Regions from separate parts of the Homo sapiens genome. Here region 2 is linked to region 1. Evidence: read pairs that join two places in POLR2A ChIA-PET (ENCODE). Cell type or tissue: PC-3. All regions are shown on one strand. Links, peaks and the distances in the headings refer to the core of each region. The heading gives the core; the rest is flanking DNA.

The links. ChIA-PET counts read pairs that join two places held together with the same protein. Peaks named below come from ENCODE experiments on the same cell type or tissue, not always from the same donor. Only the 100,000 strongest peaks of a DNase experiment are listed, where the experiment ranks them.
Region 2: POLR2A ChIA-PET joins it to region 1 with 5 read pairs; 1 of 35 experiments calls an interaction of 5 or more read pairs at or near these places.

What each region holds. Positions count from the first base shown.
Region 1 is chr10:72,843,737-72,848,736 of GRCh38, reverse strand. The region is part of intron 2 of MCU (mitochondrial calcium uniporter); the gene reads right to left. Among named protein-coding and RNA genes, the nearest start is that of OIT3, 48 kb to the left of the region's middle. In PC-3, for the core only: no CTCF peak of the experiment used is centred there; DNase peaks (open chromatin) are centred at 916 and 2,266; H3K27ac peaks cover 847 bases.
Region 2 is chr10:72,946,653-72,957,990 of GRCh38, reverse strand. It overlaps PLA2G12B (phospholipase A2 group XIIB), which reads left to right and starts at 3,185. Exons shown (of 4, transcript NM_032562.5): 1 at 3,185-3,516. The coding sequence starts at 3,306. In PC-3, for the core only: no CTCF peak of the experiment used is centred there; a DNase peak (open chromatin) is centred at 4,970; H3K27me3 peaks cover 628 bases.

The DNA of each region.
Region 1 (5,000 bases), core at 1-5,000:
CACACATACACAAACATATATCTCAATACACAATATTTAGTACTGTGATAGCCAGCCTTCAAGAAGGCTCTCTATAATTCTTGCCTGTAAGTATTTGCTATGGTTTGAATGTCTCCTCCAAAACTCACCTTGAAATTTAATTGCCACTTTAACAGTGTTGAGAGGCAGGACCTTTAAGAGGTGATTAGGTCATGAAGGCTCTGCCCCATAACTGGATTTTTGCCATTATCATAGGAGTGGGTTAGTTACTGGGGGAGTGGATTCCTGATAAAATCCACTCCCAAAAACGGTGAGTTCAAGTCAATTTCCCCTCTCTGTCTTCTGTGCACACTTCCTCACCATGTGATGCCTTCTGACATGTTACAATGCAGCAAGAAGACCCTCACTAGATGGACTCCTCGATCTTGGATTTCCCAGAACTGTAAGCCAAATCAATCTTTTCTTCATAAATTACTCAGTTTGCAATTGATATAGCAGCAAAGAAATGGACTAAGATAGTATAGATGCCTCTTGACTTATGATGAGATTACCTCTGCATAAACCCACTGTAAGTCAAAAAATGCATTTACTACTCCAACAAATCCATCATAAAGTCAAAAAACCATAAGTTGAACCATCAGAAGTCAGGGATTGTCTATATTCATGCCCTGTGTAGTGTCACCCACATCAAATCAGGGCTGGTCTGCAGAACCAATATGATACAGCTGAAGTGATGATGTGTACTTCCAAGACTATGTCATAATAGGCTTTACTTCTGCTTTGGTCTCTTGTACACTTGCTCTAGGGGAAGCCGGTCATCATATCATGAGGACAATCCTGCAGCCCTATGGAGAAGCCCACATGGAGAAGTGGTACCTTCTTGACCAAAAGTAAACTTGTCAACCATGTTAGTGAGTCACCTTAGAATCAGATCTTCCGGCCTCAGTCAAGCCAGATGATTAAGGCCCTGACTGACATGGGGCTGCACCCTCAAAAGACTACAAACTGCTCAGCCAAACTATTCCTAAATCCCTAATCCACAGAAACATGAGAGATAATAAAAGATTAGTTTATGCCCCTTTGTTGTAATTTGCTGTACAGTATTAAATAACCAAATATAGTATGACTTTGCATATATTTATATTTTATAGTAATATCTCCTATACATGGAGGATATGTTCTAAGACTCTCAGTGAATACCCAGCTGCAGATAGTACAGAACCCTATATATAGTATTTTTTTTGCTATACATACATACCTATGATAAAGTTGAGGAACTACCTATTTCTGGCTTTTGACTGGGGGCTATGCTTCCCAGCCTGTTAGAATGGCCACCCTGAAGGTTGCAACCCTTTATGAGAAATGAAGTTCTCCTTTCCAAATTTATAAACCTTGGAATTCTTCAGTTGACACGAGTGGCCTATGAGGATGGGATCTGTGGAGAACCCCAGGTTCCCCCAACTTGATCAGAAATCATTATACAGGACAGGTGCGGTGGCTCATGCCTTAAATCCCAGCACTTTGGGAGGCCGAGTCGGGCAGATTACTTGAGGTCAGGAGTTCTAGATCACCCTGGCCAACATGGCAAAACTCCGTCTCTAGTGAAAAAGTGCAAAAAATTAGCTGGGCATGGTGGCGTGTGCCTGTAGTCCCTGTTACTTGGGAGGCTGAGGCAGAAGAATCGCTTGAACCCGGGAGGCGGAGGTTGCAGTGAGCCCAGTTTGCACCACTGCACTCCAGCCCGGGCGACAGGGTGAGACTTCGTCTCAATAAAAAAGGAAATCAATACACTGACATCTAAAGCTCAGCTGTCTCCCTGACCACACTGGGAGGAAGTTTCCCTGGATCTAAGATCTCCTACTTTTAGGTAGATTTTGGAGGCTTTATTCCTCTCCATTTGGATTATTCCTTTCCACTCCTTCCCTTCATTGCTTCCTGGTCCCTTCCCAGTCCCTATCCTGGTTCCCTCCATCTGGACCCTAAAGGGAACAACTTTGTTAGCTCTGGCTTTGAGGGGTGGGAGGAGCCTTCCCAGGCCAGTCAAACATTTTCATTTTCAAAAAAGAAGAAAAAAAATTTTTTTAAGTTTAATTTATAAATTAGGCAAAATAAGAGATTATCAGAAAGAACTAAGAAAAAAATAGAACAATTAAAACAACATGCCAGCATCACTACTCTTGTACATGGGGGGTTAGTATTAAGTAAAATAAGGGTTACTTGACCACAACTGCTGCAGTACTACAACAGTCAATCCGGTAACTGAAACAGCTACTAAGTGACTAATGCGCGAGTAGCATATAAAGCATGGATATGCGGAACAAAGGGATGATTCACATCCCAGGTGGGACTGAGCAGGAGAGCACAAAATTTCATCACACTACTCAGAATAGCATACAATTTAAAACTTATTAATTGGGCCGCGTGCAGTGGCTCACACCTGTGATCCCAGCACTTCGGGAAGCTGATGCAGGCAGATCACTTGAGGGCAGGAGTTTGAGACCAGCCTGGCCAACATGGTGAAACCCTGTCTCTGCTGAAAATACAAATATTAGCTGGGTGTGGTGGCAGGCACCTGTAATCCCAGCTACTCGGGAGACTGAGGCAGGAGAAGTGCTTGAACCTGGGAGGCAGAGGTTGCAGTGAGCTGATATTGCACCACTGCACTCCAGCCTGTGACAGAGCAAGACTCTGTCTCAAAAAAAAAAATTGTTTATTTCTGGAATTTTCCATTTAATATTTTCAGACTGCGGTTGCCTGTGGGTAACTGAAACTATGGAAAGTGAAGCCATGGAAAAAGGGGTGGAGGGGAGACTCCTATATATAAAGGATCATGGTGTATACAAACCTCTAAAACTTGCCTTTTATGATAATCATTGCTTTGAGGTTTATCAAAGTTGGATCGTATTTCTGGAAATATTCACTTAAACTCCTATATATAAGGAAGTGGTAAATTTTAAAAAAAGAAAAAAACACTCCTATATAGAATTTCATTCTATGAATACATTGCTTAACGACAGGGATACATTCTGAGAAATGCATCATTAGGTGATTCTGTCACTGTGTGAACATCATAGATAATATTTACAAAACCTAGAAGGTATAGCCTACTACACACCTAGTAGGTATCTAGGTATTGCTCTTAGGCTACAAACCTGTATACCATGTTACTGTGCTGAATACTGTCAGCAACTGTAACACAGTGGTAAGTATTTGTATATCTAAACATTTCTGAACACAGAAAAGGTGCAGTAAAAATACAGTATTATACTCTTTTGGGACCAACATCACATATGTGGCCCATTGTTGACTGAAACATTGTTGTTATTCAGTACATGCATGACTGTATACCGTAATTTATATATCGAAAAACCAGATTTTCCCCCTATTATAAATAAAAATAAGGCTAAGAGAAAGTAGCACTACTCAATGTTTTTAGTTTCTGATGTAAATTTTTATTTCCTTTTAGAGCCTTGTGTTTCACATTTTACTCCTTAATTCATCTGGAACTTACTTATTTTTGTAATGTAGAGAAGTTGACTGTAATAGCACCATTTATTAAATAGTCTGCCCTTTCTCCTTGGCTTTACAATGCTAATCAATCACATGTCAGATTTCTATATATGCAAGCTTCCTCTAATCTGATCCAACAATCTTTCCTATACTAATACTTCATTGTTTTGATTATTATAGTTTTAGAAATACATCTTAATATGTGCTTAGGTACCACATGCCCCCTTGTTTTCCTATTCCAAATTTATCTTAGTTTTTTATATAGCTTTACTCTTTCATGTGAATTTTTAAGTAAGTTGATCAGCTCCTACTGGGGTTTTGATTAGCATTGCATTGAGTTTATAAATTCATTCTTCATATCTATTAACATGGTATAACTCTGCATTTATTCCTATCTTATGTCCTTCAATAAAGTTTATTATTCTCAATAAATGTCTTACATTTTATTTTTACTAGTTTCATGCCTAGATGCCCTCAAGTAATTTAACAATCACTTATATTCCTAAGGATAATTCCAAAAGTCTATATGCTTTTTTGTTAAATTATATGTTAGACAAAATATAAGATTGTCATTTTAATAGAATAAACTAAATATCTATCTACTTTGGTGACAATAAGGAGCTTCCTTATACATTACCGCAAAAATATCCTCAGAATATCTATATATATATATTTTTTGAGACAGAGTCGCATTCTTGTCACCCAGGCTGGAGTGCAGTGGCATGATCAGGGCTCACTGCAGCCTTGACCTCCCAGGTTTAAGAGATCCTCCTGCCTCAGCCTCCTGAGTAGCTACAACTACAGGTGTATGCCTCCATGCCCAGCTAATTTTTTGTATTTCTATTTTTTTACATTTTTTTTGAGATGGAGTCTTGCTCTGTTGCCCAGGCTGGAATGCAGTGGCACAATCGTGGCTCACTGCAACCTCTGCCTCCCGGGTTCAAGCGATTCTTCTGCCTCAGCCTCCTGAGTAACTGGAATTACAGGTGCCCACCACCACACCCAGCTAATTTTTATATTTTTAGTAGCGATAGTGTTTTGCCATGTTGGCCAGGCTGGTCTCGAACTCCTGACCTAAGGTGATCTGCCCGCCTTGGCCCCGCAAAGTACTGAGATTGCAGGCATGAGCCACCACACCCAGACTAATTTTTTGTATTTTTAGTAGAGATGGTTTTACCAAGTTGCCTAGGCTGGTCTCAATCTCCTGAACTCAGGTGATCAACCTGCCTTGGCCTCCCGAAGTGCTAGGATTACAGGTGTGAGCTGCTGCACCTGACAGAATATCTATAATTAATATGTATAAACAAAATGTGTTTGCTTCACAATAATCTCAGAAAAATATACTTAAATATGTAAAATAATTAAAATTTTCTTTAAATGTCAAGAGAAGAAAAATGACTGCTTCCACTGAGTTTAAACAAGGGGAAAAGACTGTAAGTTAAACATCAAATGCTGGCAAGGATGTGAAGCAACAGGAACTCTCATTCATTACTGTTCGGAATACAAAATAG
Region 2 (11,338 bases), core at 2,999-7,998, 110 kb before region 1:
CAGGCATGAGCCACCATGCCCGGCCCTGATAAGAGATTAATATCCAGAGTATATAAAGAACTTCTGACACTCAACAATAACAAAAAACCCAATTGAAAAATGGACAAAGGTCTTCTTAAATAGATGTTTCTCCAAAGAAAATATACAAATAGCCAATAAGCACATGAAAAGATGCTCAACATCACTAATTATGAGGGAGATGCATGAGATACTACCTCACATTCATTAGGATGACTATTGTCAAAAAAAAAAAAGGAAAACAACAAGTGTTGACAAGGATGTGGAGAAATTAGAAATCTTGTCCATTGCTGGCAGGAATGTAAAATGGTACAGCCACTATGGAAAGCAGTATAATGGTTCTTCAAAAGTTAAACATAGAATTACCATCCAGCAAACCCACTTCTAGGTATATAATACCCAAAAGAATCGAAAGCAGGGACTTGAATGGGTATGTGTACACCAGTATTCATAGCAGCAGTATTCTCAGTGAAGTATTGATACATACCACATGGATGAACTTAAAATTATACTAAGTGAAATCAGCTGGACACAAAAGGACACATATTATATTATTCCATTTATATGGGGTACCTAGAATAGGCAAATTCCTAAGAACAGAAAGTAGAATAGTGGCTGCCAGGGGCTGGGGAAAAGGGGAATGGGGACTTATCACTTAATGGGAACAGAGTCTCGGTTTGGGATGATGAAAAAGTTCTGGAGATGGATAGTGGTGATGGTTGCACAACAATGTATGAATGTTCTTAATGCCACTGCATTGCACACTTAAAAATGGTTAAAATGGTAAATATGTTATGTATATTTTACCACAATTTAAACATGTATAAAGTTTCAAGAAATGGGGGGACAATACTATTAACAGCTCTAGTAACAGTTGCATCAGCAAAAAGATCCTTCTCAAAACAAAAAAGTATCAAATATTTCTTGCCATCTTACAATTGCCAAGAGCAACTGACATCACTTTCAGTTACACTGATTGAAAATTAGGTTGTTAGAAGTATAAACTTTGATGACCTAATCAATGAATTTTCAGAAAAGTCAGAAAAATCCTATGATCAAAATATTGCATACTTATAAAGTAATATATAGTATTATATAAAATTATGACACCAATTTTTAAAAAATTTATGTATATATTGATACTCATGTATCTCTATTAACCTTATTATATTTTACAAATAATAAAACATTTTTTAAAGGAAAAAGCTTTATAGTTAGCTTTTTTTTTTTGAGGCAGAGTCTCACTCTGTCACCCAGGCTGGAGTGCAGTGGCACGATCTTGGCTCACTGCAACCTCCACTTCCCTGGTTCAAGCAATTCTCCTGCCTCAGCCTCCTGAGTAGCTGGGATTATAGGTGCACGCCACCACGCCGGGCTAATCTTTTTGTATTTTTAGTAGAGACGGGGTTTCACCATATTGGCCAGACTGGTCTTGAACCCCTGACCTCAGGCAATCCACCTGCCTCGGCCCCCCAAAGTCCTGGGATTACAGGTGTGAGCCACCGCGCCCAGCCTATAGTTAGTATTTTAATGGCAAGTTCCCCTGCTTTTGGAAAAGGAGCTCTGCATTTGCAGTTTTGTTTTGGTGAAGCCCTACAAATTATGTAGCTGGCCCTGGTGCCAGCTTTCCCATTGATAGCCTGTCCAGCTTTGATCAAGTCACTTACCCTCTGCATCAGTTTTCTCACCCCCAAATGGGACTATTTAATCTGCTTCATGAAACTGGCATGAACATTTGTGCATATGTGCATGTGTATGTGTGTGCCTCTGTGTATGTGCATATGCATGAAAGTGGTTTGAAAAAGTATAGATGCTTTAAAATATTGGGTGGCATTGTTGTGACTATGAATAATTTTTAACCACTGCCCTTCCTGGAGTCTGAGTCTTCAGCCAAACACATTTACTGAAAATGAAGAAATTAATTCATTTAATTCATTATTTTCCATGGGGCTTTCCAGACAAACATTTGAGAAAGGAGCTAAATGATTCATGTGGTCCATAAAGGTATCATTTTTATAGACTGGTGATTATTTTATTATTACTATTTTTTTGAGACAGAGTTTCGCTCTTGTCGCCCATGCTGGAGTGCAATGGCGTGCTCTCGGCTCACTGCAACCTCCGCCTCCTGGGTTCAAGTGATTCTCCTGCCTTAGCCTTCCTAGTAGCTGGGATTACAGGCGGCTGCTACCTTGCCTGGCTAATTTTTGTATTTTTAGTGGAGACGGGGTTTCGCTATGTTGGTCAGGCTGGCCTCAAACTCCTGACCTCAGGTGATCCAAACGCCTCGGCCTCCCAAAATGCTGGGATTACAGGCATGCACCACCATGCCCGGTCCTAGACTAGTGATTTTATAGATGGCATTTCTTCACACGACTAAAAGCAGTCTAAACTGAAAACGATGCCAAAACACTAGACTTCAGTCAACAGTCTTAAAAGCCTACACTCCCAAATAGACTATTTGATAAACCCTCTGACTTCTAAGAAACTCAAAGGAAAAACACCACCAGGAGAGCCGAGTGCCCCCAGAATTGTCCTTGGACCATCTGTAGATCTTGTCTTATGATCCACTTATGCTGAGTGTAAACAGAGATACTGCTGTAAATAGAAGCCAAAATGTCCCTGCACTCAGATGGCTACATCTGGGAGCTCTGCCAAATTAGAGGATTTATGCGTCAGAGCCAGGTGGGTTCCACAGCAGAAGCTGGGGTCTCAAATCTGAACTTCTGCTTAACACACACTTGGTACCTACTCTGACACTATCGTGACCCTTGGTAAAGTGACTATTAATTCCTACCGCTGGGGCTTTCCTGGGCCCTGTACACATCCTCCTGACTCTCCTTGGAGACTATGTAGGTAGCTGGCTGAGGGGTGTGGCTAGGACCTTCGGTCAAGCTCTTCTATCAAGAGGCTGGCCCTGAAGAGCCACACTTGTAACTGATCAACAGCTTAACAAGCTGGTCGGGGTAGAACTCCGAATCCTTCACCGTTCCTGCGTCTCAGAAGCTGGCTAACATCTCCCTCCCTCCAGGGTGGTAGAATCCACTTTGAAATGTTCTCTCTCCCTGGCCCTCCCACTCCCTAACCTTTGCCCTCTTTCTAATTGCCCTGATCTCATCCCAACCTCCATAGCTATGTTTAAAGTCCACCTCTGGGGAACAGACAGATTGAATGTTCCAGATAATCCCTTTCCCAGTCCTGCCTGACATCTGGGTAGGGGGTTTGTCCCTGGAATTCTGGGACACTGGCTGGGGTTTGAGGAGAGAAGCCAGTACCTACCTGGCTGCAGGATGAAGCTGGCCAGTGGCTTCTTGGTTTTGTGGCTCAGCCTTGGGGGTGGCCTGGCTCAGAGCGACACGAGCCCTGACACGGAGGAGTCCTATTCAGACTGGGGCCTTCGGCACCTCCGGGGAAGCTTTGAATCCGTCAATAGCTACTTCGATTCTTTTCTGGAGCTGCTGGGAGGGAAGAATGGAGTCTGTCAGTACAGGTGCCGATATGGTGAGTGTGCGGTTTCTCTTTCTGTAAAAACTGTTGCTGGTGGACCCATGGACAGCCCCAGAGAGGTCACGATCTGTCTTGCACTTTTTCCTGTTATCCACTTAGAGCTGCCAGATTTAGCAGATAAAAATGTAGGACACCCAGTGAAATGTGAAATCCAAATAAACAACAAATAAGTCATTAGTATAAGTATGTCCAGTGAAATATCTGGGACATACTTATCCTGACAAATTCTTCGTTGTTTATCTCAAACTCACATTTCACTGAGCTTCCTGTATTGTATCTGGGAAACCTTCCCTGGGCCATTTTAATGAGTTTGTTGTGAGGCAGTTCTTAGGAAAAAAGGGTACCTGGGGTGGGAAGAAGGAGGGTGGGTATGAGAGGCCTCTGTGAGGAGTTCCCAGGGATGAAAACTGAAGCCGAACATTCAGAGAAAAATCTGCCATGGGGCAAAACCACCTCCTCAGCTGCTCTGTGCTCAGCTTGGAAACAAATTCTCCCTTCCCCCTGCTGCAGTTCACACCGTCCTCCCAGCTCTCAGTCCCTGACTGGCATCAATTTGCTGGACTTTCTCAAGGGAGCTGTCCCTGCCTGCAGCCTCGGCAACGACAGGCATGCTGTGGAGAGGAAGGGTTCGTGGCTCACCAGGGATCCCGGGGCTGTCCCCTGGACTTGGCGCCAGATGCAGATTTGTGAGCTGGCAGGAGCACTTCCCCTACCTTGCCTGAATATGGCTGGGGGTACACAGATATAAGGTGCACACCTGGCTGCCGGCACAGAGCCCCTGGTCCCAGGGGCCCTGGAAGTTAATGTAAGGGGAGCAAAATGTGGAGCCCCAGGCCTTGAAGCTGGGTGGCATCGTGTAATTGCCAATGCGCATGAAAACGTTTTCCAAAGCATGCACAGTCTCAGGTCTCAGGTAGCATTAGTTTTATGGTTTAATTTATCAACTATCTCATCAAGGGATTAGAAATGAAAATGGTGAGTCAATTTAGCCTAACAGGAAAACACATTTGAGAAATATTTTCTCCAAATACTCAACAGAGAAAAAGTCAGCTTTGAAGAGATGCACAAAAAAACTACATACTTCCCGGACTCACCCTTAAGTCTCTCTATTCCTTTTTGAGTGGGGAAAATCGCTTCCTTATACACTAAGAGTGACTAGGAGGTAATGGTTAATCATTGCATCAGGACCCAAAGTTTTGCAGCATAGATGTTTTAACAATCTATGGTTAAAATCTATGTTTTAACCATCTATGTTTTAACCATCTATGCTGCAGCTTCTTTGTGAAAGTTTCACAGAGAAAAATGCCTGGTCTGTTAGGACCCACCTGGCCCTAAAACCATGTATTTGTCCAAGGCAGTTGGACCAACGCAGAGGCCTTGCCACTGGATTATGCTCACACTGTTTGCACGGATGGGACAGGGAAGGGGTTGACTCACTTCAGACATTGGAATCAACACAGGTGTTTTCCTTCCTAAAGGCAACACAGGACTAGTATCTGTAGTTCAGCAAATAGGCAACAGCAGGAATTTTTATTAGGAAATCAAGAACCAAATCCTATTCTTCCTTCTCTAGCAAAACAGCATTAAAAGACTTAAGCAAATTTTAGTTGCGGAGCCTCTGGCTGGGCAGGGTGGAAGCCAGCAGCAACTGGTGGGGGATGGGAAGAGTAAATAGAAGAGAAAGGCAAATAACTCTTCTCACTTTGTGTAAAACAACCTGCTCAAAGAGGGGCCTGAAAAACACTTAGAAAAATAGGCGGTTATGCCTCCTTACCTTGGAACCCAGTAGAGCCAAAAACCTGGCGGCTGTGCCCAAAAGAGTACAAAATACCTTCTCAAACTGATTGTGAATCGAGCAATCTTTTGAACAGACAACACCTAACAACGAGTCTGCTCTTTTGTAGTTTGCTTTGTGACACATCTCTCATGCACCGTGCTCGTCTTTTAAGTAGTGGTTCTCAAACTCACCTGTGAATTGAAGCCCCTGGAGGGCAGATTCAACCAGATCTCTGGGCCCCACCCCAGGTGTTTCTGATTAGTAGGAGATTCTGGGCTTAGGAGATCCTCCTGCCTCAGCCTCCCAGTTAGCTTGGGCTACAGGTGTGCGCCACCATGCCCAGATAATTTTGTAACTTTTTGTAGAGCAGGGAGTCTCACCATCTTGCCCAGGCTGGTCTCCAACTCCAGGGCTCAAGCAATCCTCCCAACTTGGCCTCCCAGATTGCTGGGATTATAGGCGTGAGCCACGGCACCAGCCAGATTTTACCTTTGATAGGTACTAACTACTATTTAAAACAGTGGGTTTCTAACTTGGGTACACTTCAGATCACCTGAGGGGCTTTAACAACACCTGGCACCAAATCAATTAAATCAAAATTTCTGTGGGTTGGCCCCAGACATCAGTATTTTAACATTTTTCCCAGGTGATTGCAAAGCACAGCCAAGGTAAAGGGGTGCCATTCTATGACGTCATTCTTAGAGAACTTCAGCCCACAGGTTAAATTATGCAGGCAGATAAAACTGTGTATGTATCCTGGTAGCCCATGATAGCATGTCAACATTGTTTTCCGTGCTTCTCATATCTAAAGTAATTTGTTCTCATGCCAACACACAAAATCTGTACTTGTCAAACAACTGGGCTATAAATATGACAAGATCCAGCGTGTGTCAATGGCATACCTAGCACAACTGTTATTAAGGAGTCTCTACCAGCTGGGTGCGGTGGCTCATGCCTGTAATCCCAGCACTTTGGGAGGCCAAGGCAGGCAGATCACGATGTCAGGAGATCGAGACCATCCTGGCTAACACGGTGAAACCCTGTCTCTATTAAAAATACAAAAAAAATTAGCCGGGTGTAGTGGCGGGTGCCAGTAGTTCCAGCTACTCGGGAGGCTGAGGCAGGAGAATGGTGTGAACCTGGGAGGCAGAGCTTGCAGTGAGCTGAGATCTCACCATTGCACTGCAGCCTGGGCAACAGAGCGAGACTCCACCTCAAAAAAAAAAAAAAAAAAAAAAAGGAGTCTGTGCCAATGCAAACAAGATTTCCTTGAGAATCGCTTCCAAAATATAGATAACCTTTTCCACCTCCAGAGATTCTGATGCAGTAGGTCTGTGGTGAGACCTTGGAAGTGCACTTTTAATGGGTAGTCTTTGAACCAGACTTTGAGAAATAAGCATAGTAATGGAAAAATCATGGGTTTGAATTTAGGAGAAAATATCCCATTGCTGGTGACCTTGGGTGAGTTATCTGACTCTCTCAACCTTAGTTTCCTCAAATATGTAAAAATAATGTTACTAATACCCACCTTGCAAAGGTGTTGTGAGAATTAAAGATAATATACATAAAGAATCAGTGGTATATATAAAGCATGGTAGGTACCAAACAAATTTTATAAACGTTATGAGAAAGACAGTCTAGTGAACAGGTTAATTGCATTCAGATTCTTCTAGCTCTCTTTCAACGTAAAAATGAAAAATCCCAGAAATCCCAGTGGCTGGACAACAGCCTCTCAGCTTCCGGAAGAAGTCCCTCGAGGGAACAACGACTGAAGAGTTATCTGCCTCATGAAGGTCTCTGGAGTTGGGTCAATGGAGTAGTTTCTATAATGATACTGTTCACGCTTTCACACTTTAATAAAAGATCCTGAAAATGAATTTCTTCCTGGATTTAGTTCCAAGAGTATCTTAAAAGTTTCTTTAAATATCTGTCTATTGTAATCCCAGCACTTTGGGAGGCTGAGGCCGGCGGATCATTTGAGGTCAGGAGTTTGAGACTAGCCTGGCCAGCATGGTGAAACCCCATCTGTACTAAAAATACAAAAATTAGCCGGGCGTGGTGGCGCGCCCTGTAATCCCAGCTACCTGGGAGGCTGAGGCAGGAGAATCACTTGAACCCTGGAGGAAGAGGTTGCAGTGAGCCGAGATCGTGCCATTGCACTCCAGCCTGGGCAACAGAGCGAGATTAAGTTTCAAAAATAAACAAATAAATAAATAAATAAAAATAAATATCAGTCTATTTTTTAAAGAGAATTTTTATCTGAAGTTTTACAGCAAAATTTTATAAACCTGTGAGTTTGTATCTTTTTCCAGGGAAATAACTCAAAGACTTCATCAGATTCTCCAGGGAATCCAGAGCCCAAAAAAAGAAAACAGCCACTGGCTTAGAGGCAAACAGATTATTCTTGTTTTTGGGCAACTGACCTCCTAGTCTGCTGGGGACTCAAGGAGGAGGGGAGATGCTCCTGGGATGTGAGACTTTCAGTACTAACACCGGGACGGGTACCAGGCAAACCAGGACAAGTTGCTCACCCTACTTTATGCAGTAACTTAATCTGTTTTAGTGACTGAAATACAGAGTTCTTCTCTACAGGAGAATTGCCTCTGTCCTGCTGTGTTCCATTGATGTATTAATCATGGTGCATCTGAGTGTTTCTGGGAGGAAGGAGGACATACCTTTCTTTCTTTTTTTTTTTTCTGGAATTTTGTTTTTCTTGAGACGGAGTCTCCCTCTGTCACCCAGGCTGGAGTGCAGTGGTACTATCTCGGCTCACTGCAACCTCCGCCTTCCAGGTTCAAATGATTCTCCTACCTCAGCCTCCTGGCGTAGCTGGGATTACAGGCATGCGCCACCACGCCTAGTTACTTTGTATTTTTAGTAGAGACGGGGGTTTCACCATGTTGGCCAGGCTGGTCTCGAACTCATGACCTCAGGTGATCCCCCTGCTGGGCCTCCTAAAGTGCTGGGATTACAGGCGTGAGCCACCGCGCCCGGCCTGGAAATTATTTTATTTTCTCATGTTTGAGACAGCTAGTTGGGGTTGTTGATGAAGCCATGCCTATAATAGTTTAGTAAATACTCTTATTATTCATTCGTTATCATTATCTGTTCTTTGTAACAATATAATATTAATAGAAAAATCATATCATTGAGTGGAAAATTGTAAAACAAATGACAAAGACATAATATGTATACTACAAAAAGGTTCTTACAAACTGTGAAGAAATAGGCAAAAGATCTAAAAGAAAAATGAGCAAAGAATGGAAATAGGCAATTAACAGAAAAGAAAAACTAAATGGTTTGCATACAAATAATATGGTCGAATTCAGTATTGATCAGGGGCTTACAAATTAAAGTAACAATGAGATACCACTTTTAGCCAACAGAGTGGCAAAATTTAAAAGAAGAGTGATAGGAACTATTGCTGTCCGAGATAGGAAAAAAGCACTCCCGTGAATTTCTTTTGGAAATATAAATGTTAATCCTTTTTTTAATGTTGATTTTTAAGTTCTGGGGTACATGTGCAGGATATGCAATTTGGTTACACAGGTAAATGTGTGCCACAGTGGTTTGCTGCAGATGTACCTTTTAATAAAGCATACTCACTCCCTCCTAGCACCTTTGGGGGAACCAGCTGGGTGGAGAGGATGGACGCACCCTCCCGGGAAGGCAAAACTCTTGCCCTGGGACACAAAGCCCTGAAAGTTTTTACTGCTGTTTCCAGTGACAGAGAGATAAAAGGGCGGGCCCGGGAGGCAGTGTCTACCGCTGGCAGGTAGAGCTCTTGGGATTCTTGGCTAACACTTCTCGATCTCCCTCCAGTTGGTCTTTTAAGACTTTTATGGTATTTCACTTTATTCAGAAGCTTTTAAGTTTTATAAGATCAAATCTGTCAGTCTCTTTCTTTATGGCTTCTGAATTTTATGTCTTGATTAGAAAATCATCCTCACATCAAGATTAGAACAGTATTCTGCTGTTTTTTCTGTGACAGCAGCCATAGCTAAATCATAATAGTGTGGCTGTGTTCCAATAAAACTTTTTTTATGAACACTAAAATTTGAATTTGAACAGGATCAAGTTGTCGGCCTCTCACTCCTATAAACAGCTCCAGCCAGAAAATAAAACATGTGTGGATATGATACATTATTAATGCCTAGACTTAAAACATCAACCATAAGCTACTGAAACAATAATTTGAGGATATGGTATCCTTGAATGATTTCTGTTTCTGCCTAGACTGAAACCATTACCTTTTGTCTTAGAACTTATATTTTCAGCTTCGTTTCTAAATAGAATTTCTGCAGTTAACATAAAACATTAAATAAAATAAAAATAACCATCATCAGCTGCAGGCCGGATAGGAATTCCATTCCGGTATCTTTCAAACTAGAATAGCAGAGTTTTATCTTCTGTGAGTTATCAAGGGCAAAAAGGCAGAGGGTAACCCAAGAAACCGAGCCAAGTCTGTGGCAAATGCCCTTTTCAGCAAAATTATTAAAAAGATGTTTCACTCTCTGGCTGGGCAAGGTGGCTCACACCTGTAACCCCAGCACTTTGGGAGGCCAAGGAGGGCAGCTCACTTGAGGTCAGGCGTTTGAGACCAGCCTGAACAACATGGTGAAACCCCGTCTCTACTAAAAACACAAAAAATTAGCCGGGCGTGGTGGCAGGCGCCTGTAATACCAGCTACTCAGGAGGCTGAGGCAGGAGAATGGCTTGAACACAGGAGGCGGAGGTTGTAGTGAGCTGAAACGCTATCTTGAGTGTGGGGCTACCATGATGAGACTAGTGTCCTCGTAAGAAGAGAAAGAGAAAGAAGAGAAGACAAGGCCGTCTGCAAGCCAGGAAGAAGGCCCTCACCAGACACAGAATGCACTGGCACCCTGATCTTGGAATTCCCAGCCTTCAGCACCGTGAGGAATAAATTTCTGCCGTGTAAGCCATCCAGTCTATGTTATTTTTGTTATAGCATCCAAACTGCCTGAGACAGGGAATGACTGCTGAATGGGCACAAGGTCTACCTTGGGGGTGATGAAAATGTTTTTGAGCTAGATAAAAGTGATGGTTGTACAACATTGTGAATGTATTTAATTGCATACTTTAAGGTGGTTAATTTTATGTTATCTGAATTTCACCTCAATAAGAAAAAGAAGGCTGGGTGCTGTGGCTCATGCCTATAATCTCAGCCCTTTGGGAGGCCGAGATGGATGGATAGCTTCAGTCTGGGAATTCAAGACTAGCTTGGGCAACATAGCCAAACCCCATCTCCACAAAAAAATACAAAAATTAGTCAGGTGCAGTGACAGCACTTGTAGTCCCAGCTACTAGGGAGGCTGAGGTGGGAGGCTTGCTTGGGCCTGGAGATCGAGGCTACAGTGTGCCAAGATCACAACACTGCATTCCTGCCTGGGTGACAGAGTGAGAGACCCTGTCTCAAAAAATAAAATAAAATAAGAAAATGAAAAGAAGCAGGGCACAGTGGCTCATGCCTGTAATTCTAGCAGCTCATTAAGCTGAGGTTGGAGAGCTGCTTGAGCCTAGGAGTTTAAGACCAGCCTGGGCAACATAGCAAGACCCCATCTCTATCAAAAAATTTACAAGTTAGCCATGCATGATGGCATGCACCTGCAGTCATAGCTAGTTGGACAGCTGAGATAGGAGGATCACTTGAACCTGGGAGTTTGAAGCTGCAGTGAGCTATGATTGTGCCACTGCACTGCACTCCAACCTGGGTGACAGAGTGAGACCCCATCTCTTAAAAAAAAAAAAGAAGATGAAAACAAATAAATAGTTACACCATCAAAAACGTGAAAAGACAACCCACAGAATGGCACAAAATATTTGCAGAATTGACAAGGCTTCCAAAATATATAAAGAACACTTACAACTCAACAGTAAAAAGATAAATAACTCAGTTATAGAGTGGGTAGAGGATTTAAGTAGACATTTTCCAAAAGAATTTATATGAATGGTAAATAACCACATAAAAAGATGCTCAACATAATCATTATAGAAATGCAAGTCAAAACTACTGTGAAA